2 separate regions of the Homo sapiens genome follow, and region 1 is linked to region 2. Evidence: chromatin contacts called from ENCODE Hi-C or POLR2A ChIA-PET data. All regions are on one chromosome and are shown on one strand. The core of a region is the stretch at or near the end of the contact, and the rest is flanking DNA. Distances in the headings are between cores, read along the strand shown.

Region 1 (4,066 bases), core at 792-3,291, 77 kb after region 2:
GCATGTTTTATCGAGGTGAGCTGCCGGGTCTGTCAAAATTCCTGGAGTTGTGCTGGCTGAGGGCATGATTGTTTTGAAACCCCTGGGCCTAATTCCCTGGTAGGGCAGAAAGAAGGCAGTGATGAGCCTTGCCAGCCATACTTACCGACATCCCAGGACAGGACTGTAAGGGTGTCTGTCATCTTAATGACATACTGTGTGAGGGTTCTTTGTCTGCAGGCATAGGGTGCCTTTGTGGCTCCCCGGGGCATTTAAGACACAATGGAGAAGGAACCTTTTCCGTGATTGTGGCGCATTGAACCCGTGGCTATTTACCTGTGATGTTCGTTTTCATATTCCTGGTAGCAGAATCTTCTGTTTACTGCAGCAGCTTACAAAAGTGGGATGTGAGGTTAGATTAATTCATGGACTCAAAATCGGCACATAGTATTGTTGAGAAAGGAGCTGGGAGGCAAACCTCCCTTTGTGAATGTCAACTTGGCATATGTTACATGGACACAGGGTTGGAGCTTCCTGGGAGCCAGTGTGAAAAGGAAACCACAATGATTGGCATGTGCCTTTCTGGAAGGTGGGAAGAAACAAGAATCAGCAGAGAAAATGTGCGACGTGGGAAATTATGGAGGGTGTAGACTAAGGCATCAGGGGCATGCACCACGTCTCCATGAGTCGAGCAGAATGATGATTTTGGAGGGATGTCAGAGGCAAGCTATTGCAGCATAGCCTCATTGGGACCTCTGGCTTTTAGAACTATAAAGGGACAATTGGTGTCTTTCTGCTTACATTACCGTTCTATGGGCTGTGGTCTTCTGGGTCATAGAGAGAATGCTTCACCATTGTTCAGGTAACTACTGTCCCTAAGGCTGGGAGAGGTGGCCGGGCTCCTTACAGGGGAGTCACAGCCTGTGGTCCAGCTGCTCTGTAAGTCTACGTGTATGTGTACACGCAGTGCTCACATGCGCACACAGGCACAGAATGTAGTGGTAGGTGTGAGCATGGACTAGAGTTGGGTTGAGTCCCATCCGGGGTATGACACTGGTGAGCTGTGTGGCCCTGAATGGAGTTCTTTCACTTTTCTGGGCTCCACTTTCCTCTTCTGTAAAATGAGGACGCCACCAGCTCTTCTTGGGGTCACTGCCAGGATCGAATGAAATAACATGCTTAGATCCTCAGTGCTAGTGTGACACAGGGAAGACACGTGATGTGTGGGGAAGAGCCTGGTTGGTTGTCCTGTGAAGGTGAGTTGGCAGTGCGGTTCTTCTGGTGCCCACAGCCTTTGCTGTGTGCCATTCATTGTTGATCTGGTTCTCCTGATGGAGAGAACCAGTCTGATGAGTTCCAGAGCGTGTCCCCTGCTTCCTGAGGGTGAGGGCACCGATGACAGACACAGTAGATGATTCCTGTGATCCCGCATTTGCAGACTTGGAGGCACCACGGTCAGAACAAGGGCGCATGCGAGTCTGTCCTTGGTAGTTGCAGGTTTGCAGGATCTTTTCATGATGCTGCGGCCTAACAGTGGTCCGAATGGTGGCCCCACAGCTTTTGATTGAAGTTCAAGGGCAGAGTGTCCTTGTTTTTTTCCATCCTGTGTTTACCTTCATACACTCTGCAAGCGATTGATTCATACCAGCAAATCTTGATGCCCTCAGGTGCAGGGCAGCCTTCACTAGGACACCCCGAGGCCATGTATGGGACCCACTTCCCCGCCCGGCCTCCTGGGCAGCCCACAGCCAGCCTGAGTCCAGGGAGGGCCTGGCCCCCCCCCCGGGGAAGTGCCGCCTGTTTACAGAGGGGCCACTGTCCTTGAAGGAGGCCGGTGTCTCCGCCTTCTGGTGGCGGCCTCTGGTGTGGGAGGGTTCAGGGCAGTGCCTGATCCAGCTCCGGGCAGGTCCCGAGCCCGCACCAGCTGCCTGCACTCACGCTGTGATTGTTCTTGCTTGGCCTTGGCCACTGTGGTCTGTGGCCCTGGAAGAGGGGTTGGGTAAGAATAGTGGCTGAGTCATCAGGGCGGTGCTTCTCTTGGTTCACCTCACCCGAGGCCAGTGGGCTAGTTCCCTCCAAGGTGACTGCAGGGCTCACATTTCAGCCTGAGGCTGGAGCTCACACTCCACCTTTGCACAGCTCTGTGTGCAAGATGCGTGTGTCTGTGGTCTGTGGTGTGTGTGAGGTGTTTTGTGTGTGTATGTTGTGTTTGTGTGTTGTGTGATGCAGTGTGTGTGTTGTACGTGAGGTGTGTTTTTGTGTGTGAGTTGTCTGTTGTCTGTTGTGTGAGGTGTGTGTGTTGTGTGTTGCGTGTGAGGTGCTTTGAGTGCGTTGCAGTGTGTGTAGTGTTTTGTGTGTGTTGCATGTGTTGTATTGTGTGAGGTGTTACCTGTGTGTGTGAGGTGTTTTTTTTTGTGTGTGTTGCGGTGTGTGTGTTGTGTGTGAAGTGTTGTGTGTGAGGTGTTTTGTGTGTGAGGTGTGTCTGTCGTGTGTGTTGTGTGTGAGGTGTGTGTGTTGTGCTTTGTGTGTTGTGTGTGAGGTGTGTGTGTTGTGCTTTGTGTGTTGTGTGTTGTGCTGAGGTGTGTTGTGTGTGTACATGTCTGTGCTGTGTGTGTTGTGTGTATTATGTGTGAGGTGTTTTGTGTGTGTGAGGTGTTTTTTGTGTGTGTTGTGGTGTGTGTTGTGTGTGAAGTGTTGTGTGTGAGGTGTTTTGTGTGTGAGGTGTGTCTTGTGTGTGTTGTGAGGTGTGTGTGTTGTGCTGTGTGTGTTGTGCTGAAGTGTGTTGTGTGTGTACATGCCTGTGTTGTGTGTGTGTACATGTCTGTGTTGTGTGTATTGTGTGAGGTGTTGTGTGTGTGTTGCAGTGTGTGTTGTATGTGTAGTGTGTGTTGTTTGTGTTGTGTTTTGTGTATGTGTTGCTTATTTTGTGTATGTGTTGTGTTGTGTGTGAAGTGTTTTGTGTGTGTTGTGAGGTGTTTTGTGTGTGTTGTGTGGGTTATGTGAGGTGTGTGTGCTGTGTGTGTTTATGTGTGTGTGTTGTGTGTGAAGTGTTTTGTGTATGTGATGTGTATTGTTTGTGAGGTGTTTTGTGTGTGTTGTGTGTGAGGTGTTTTTTGTGTGCTGTTTTGTGTGTTGTGTGAGGTGTTGTGTGTGAGGTTTTTTTATGTGTGTTGTGTGTGTGTGTGTGTGTGTGTGTGTGTTGAGACTTGCTCAGTATGTTTTACTTGAACTCAGAAAGCCAGACAGAGGAAGTGACCAGAGCAACAAGACCAACCAACACAAGGACAGGACAGATGTGACTGTCAGGAAGTCTTGCAGGTCACGTGCTGCCATCCCTGCCTCTGCCCCAGTGACCGTGATGGAGTCTCATGAAGCTATTTGATTCTTTCAGAAAGAATGCTGACCAAATGGATGATGAGGAGCTTCAGATAAATGAAATCACTTTAATGGTCTCCATTTTATTTTACTGAAAAATTAAGCAAATTTCCAACAAAACACCCACACTTTCCACCTGTAAATTACTGGGTGTGGGGCTTAGTGAGCTGAGCATCCAGTGATCTGGGACAGTGGATCCAGGTGACCTATGTGGGTCTGTTCTGCCGGCCCCAGCCTGCAGTGGTTTCTGCATGCATGTTGTCACAGAAGGCTTCCCACAAGTCTCTGGGTATGCATTTCTTGTCCTCACGGCCCATAAGTCCAGGTATTTGACTGGACAGTGGTTATTTCCTGCTTATAGATTGTTTCCACCCCTCAGTAAACTTCAGAAACACAGACACGGGTCTATACACCACAGCAGAGTCTCGGCTGAAGATCACCTACACGTGTATGTGTGCGTGCTCATGGTTTCTGGATTCACCGCTGCCCCTTCCAGATTCTGTGTGTCTCATCAGGAGTCTTCATGCAAACATATTTGACCAGAGTCACAGTGAAATTGAGTTCTATTAGGTCAATGGATATACGCAAATGTTCTTGCTCCTTAATCTCTCTGATCTCCAGGAAGCAGAGAGAAGAGTTTCAAGGATCCTGTTAGATCAGCATCCAGGTGTTCCATTTGGTCAGAAGAGCCAAACTCAACATCTGTGGCTTT
Region 2 (4,105 bases), core at 612-3,111:
AAATTACTCCTTGATCCATGGGCCATAGAATGGATGTTGTGTTAGTAGGCATGAAAACAACATTCATTTCTTTGTACATCTCTGTCAGAGTTGCTGCATGACCACCTGCATTGTCAACAGGTAGTAATATTTTGAAACGAATCTCTTTTTTTCTGAGCAGTAGTGTCTCCACAGTGAGCTCAACAGTAAGTCTCAACAGTGAGCTTAAAATAGTCAATAAACCATGTTGTATGCAGAAGTTCTGTCATCCAGGCTTTACTGTTCTATTTATAGAGCACAGGGAGGATAGATTTTGCATAATTCTTCAGGACTCTGGAATCTTCAGAATGGTAAATGAGCATTTGCTTCAACTTCCAGGCATTAGTTGCCTTAGCCCCTCACAAGACAGTTAGCCTGTGCTTCGAAGCTTTGAAGCTTGACATTGACTTCTCCTCTCTGGCTATGAAAGTCCTAGGTGGCATCTTCTAATAGAAGGCTGATTTTGTCTGCATTGAAATCTGTTGTTTAGTGTAGCCACCTTCATCAATGGTCTTAGCTAGATCTTCTGAATAACTTGCGGCAGCTTCTACATTAGTACTTGCTGCTTCACCTTACTCTGCTATGTTATGGAGACGGCTTGTTTACCTAAACCTCTTGAGCCAACCTCTGCTAGCTTCAAACTTTTCTCCTGCCGCTTCCTCACCTTGCTGAGTCTGCATAGAATTGAAGAGAGTTAGGGCCTTGCTCTGGATTAGGCTTTGGCTTAAGGGAATGTGGTGGCTGGTTTGATCTTCTAATCCAGACCATTCAAACTTTCTTTGTAACAGCAAAAAGGCTGTTTTGCTTTCTTATCATTGGTGTGTTTACTGGAGCAGCACTTTTAATTTCCTTCAAGAACTTTTCATTTGCATTTGCACCTTGGCTAACTGTTTGGCATGAGAGGCCTGGCTTTTAGCCTGTCTGAGCACATGCCTTCCCCACTAAGCTGACTCATTTCTAGCTTTTAAGAGATGTGACTCTTCCTTTCACTTCAACACTACTGGTTATTAATTGGCCTGATTTCAGTGTTGTTGTGTCTCAGGGAATATGGAGGTCCGAGGAGAGGGAAAGAGCAGTCCAGAGCATCAGAACACACAGAACGTTTATCCATTGAGTTCGCAGTCTTATATGGATTTGGTTCATGGCACCCCAAAACAATTACAATAGTAACATCAAAGAGCACAGATCACAAATAACCATGAAAGATATAATAATAATGAAAAAGTTTGAAATATGGTGAGAGCTTCCAAAATGTGACACAGGGACCAGAAGTGAGCTCATGCTTTTGGGAAAATGGCACTGACGTGGGGTTGCCACAAACCTTTAGTTTGTTAAAAAAAACTGAGTATCTGCAAAGTTCAATAAAGCAAAGCACAATAAAACGAGGTCTGTCTGCCTGTGTGTGTCTTGTTGATTTCTGCAACGGAGGCAGAGAGTGATTTTTTGTTGTTATTTTTCTTCTTGTTTCTCCAGGCAAATTGTTTCTCGCCTTCACTCATGTGCCAAGCTCTAGACGGCTTCCTGGCTTGGCAAGATTACTGTTAACGCATCCCTAAGCATTCCTTTTATTTGTTAAATCCCTGTTATTCTGTTAGAATCTATCTTGCAGCCAAAATAGCCTCAGGAGAAAAATAATGAAAAAAAAAGAAATGAATTAGGTGTGCCAGAAGAATGTGATGGGCGTGGGGAGGTTTATGCAGATAAATATGGTGGGTAAGAATGCCGCCCCTTTTCAATGTCTGTTTAAATGTTTCCATTTTCCTTGTAAAAGCACTCCAACACAAGAAGTGCATTTGCAGAGAGGCCAAGGATCGCTCCCGGTGGACACACGGTTTTGTAGCCTCCCTCTCCACCCCACCCCTGCCCCGCTCCAGCTGTGCCTTAGCAGACGTCATTCCCTGTTATTTCAGTCTCTGCAAGTGCAAGAATTTAGGGTGATAACAGCCATACTTCCATTCCATGAATTTGCACACTTCTTACTCTCTACTTATCTAACACACATGTGCACAGTGTGAACCTTGGTCTGCTGACTTAACTTTGCCTGTGTGGGGTGTTGTTTCTCTCCTGTCTGTGGACACTTACTGAGTTGAGATTCACAGGTGTGGAAAGAGCAGGGTCTGCAGTGCGAATGTTTTCGTAGTTCTCATTGTAGACTGTCCAATGACTTTTCAAAGTGCTCCCCAAGGCATGAATTATTCCACTGGGGGTCTCCTTGCCTGTAGTTTTGAACCCTGACCCAGCCAAAGGCTCCCCTGCTCCTGGTGGCTATGCTGGAACTCTAGCTCCTTCCCTTTGGCCTGAGGTGGCCACACCCAGGGCTCCAGCCACATGACGTTTTGTGCCCTCACCCACCTCCTCCGTGGTCTCCCCATTTGCTTAAGGAAACACCTGGAGTGAGACAGAACCATCCAGTCCATGGCTGTGCCCCACTGGGCCTCCACCTTCAGGACGTGCCCAGGGTCTAGCCACCTGCTTTTGCTCAGTTCCCGAGTCCAGCGGCAGGAAGTGGACACCAGGCCAGCCTTCTGCCCGGGAGCTCAGGTGCTAGAGCTTGTCTGCCCTCTGTGCAGCAGGGAGCCCACCTTGCCCATTTGAGAAAGAAGCAGGGGCACTCCGAGGAGATGCTTCCTGAAGGAACCGGGTGTTTTAGGAAGATCTTCCTGGCGCTTCCCACAGGTCTGGTGAATGCTATTCACCCAGGCTCCCAAGAGGCTGAGCCCCTCCTTGCCCTTTTTCTGAGTGAGCTCATGTTCCTTGGCTGGGTGCAGACTTGGGAGATGTGCTCAGTCACTCCACAGCAAAATTCTGTCTCTTTGGGGTGGCATGACTCCTCAGGAGTGGGGTAAGACTGTTTAGGAATGACCAAAACTTAGGTCTGTTTTGTTTTGTAACTTTGTTAATATCCCATGGGCGTTTTCCATATAAGTGAATATGGATGTGATTATTATTTTTAGTGACTTCATAGTATTCGAATCCCATTCTATGTTAGTACCATAAAATGACCAGAGCCCAGTTGCTGGCTATTAAAACTGCTTCCAGCCTTTTTTGTTGTGCATAATTCTGTACCCTGCCCTTCCACGTAGATCTTTCCAGGCATGGTCATTGCCTTAGAACACATTCCTTGAAGGAGAATTGACCATTGTGATATGTGTTTGAAATGAGAACATAGAGATTTTGTTCTCATGTGCCTTGCCCATTGAGACCCTGCTGCAAATGTGTCTTTGTGCTTCTATCTCCTGGTCCTAGCTGTCTTGCTGTGGGACAACTAGGGACAGCATCTTGCTTACATGAGGTTGGGAAGGTGAAGGTCAGAGGGACAGCAAGCCAAGGTTACCGCCTTACAGGACGGATCCTGTGGTCTGGCTGCTCACCCATTTGTTCTACGCGTTTATCTTTTGCAAAGGGCTGTGCAGTTCACCAAGCCCTCTCCATACATCAAGGCTTCCTGTGGACATTGCTGGCCATGGAACCATGGGGCCGTGTTTCTATTCCCATTTCCCTTCTTCCTTCCTTCATTAATTCAGCAAACAGGCATGGACCCCTTCTCGCGTCTGGGCCTTGGATAGGTGAAGGGCAGGGTGAGGGTGCAGGGCTTCCCTGTGATGTAAGAACTTTTGTGGGGCCCTGAGGCCTGGGGCCAGAAGACCTTGCCCGATCCACCCTGAGAAGGCCTCGCAGGGGAGACCTCAGTGTTGCATTTGGGGACCAATGTTTAGCTGAGTGGGGATGGGTGGGAGGGATGGAAGAGGGGAGAGGAGACCAAGGCATGGGTCTGGCACCCCTGTCAAGAGCCAAACGAAGTAACTAGGTTGTGGGGATGGGGTGGGAGGGCGGGGACGTGGGTAGAGTTGATACTGCAGTGTTCTGGTCAGAGCATGAAAAACCTGGAATGGGCCAGTAGGTGGTCTGTGTGCCAGGGCCCATCAGGAGTATCATTCATTCATTCAGCAAATCCTTAGCTGTGTTCTAGGCAGGGGGATCCCTCTGAACCGGATGGACAGATGGACTAGAGTTTATGCCCTCTTAGAGGTGAGTTTTTCATACCCGATGACTGTAAGACCAAGGTGGATGGACTTTTCCCTAGGGC

Evidence for each region. A loop is a pair of places that touch in the nucleus more often than their neighbours do. ChIA-PET counts read pairs that join two places held with the same protein, here RNA polymerase II (POLR2A). Pooled maps may share reads with other maps.
Region 1: a loop to region 2 is called in a map with no recorded cell type, with 6 times the contacts of the local background. The contact joins two enhancer-like sites. A Hi-C loop is called at or near these places in 3 of 168 maps with a recorded cell type or tissue (Caco-2, DLD1 and chondrocyte), 2 of 37 single-sample maps with no recorded cell type and 5 of 50 pooled maps. POLR2A ChIA-PET finds 5 or more read pairs at or near these places in 8 of 52 experiments (H1, HepG2, Panc1 and 4 more).

Annotation. Positions count from the first base shown.
Region 1 is chr7:47,473,231-47,477,296 of GRCh38, reverse strand. All of the region lies in intron 4 of TNS3 (tensin 3), which reads left to right. Among named protein-coding and RNA genes, the nearest start is that of SNORD151, 10 kb to the right of the region's middle. RefSeq lists a silencer at 1,653-1,712 and an enhancer at 1,587-2,130. Within about 2 kb of position 2,041, at least 28 of the 41 ENCODE cell types and tissues checked have a DNase peak (open chromatin) inside an H3K27ac peak, as active enhancers do.
Region 2 is chr7:47,549,672-47,553,776 of GRCh38, reverse strand. The region is part of intron 1 of TNS3 (tensin 3); the gene reads left to right. Among named protein-coding and RNA genes, the nearest start is that of TNS3, 30 kb to the left of the region's middle. Within about 2 kb of position 1,861, at least 4 of the 41 ENCODE cell types and tissues checked have a DNase peak (open chromatin) inside an H3K27ac peak, as active enhancers do.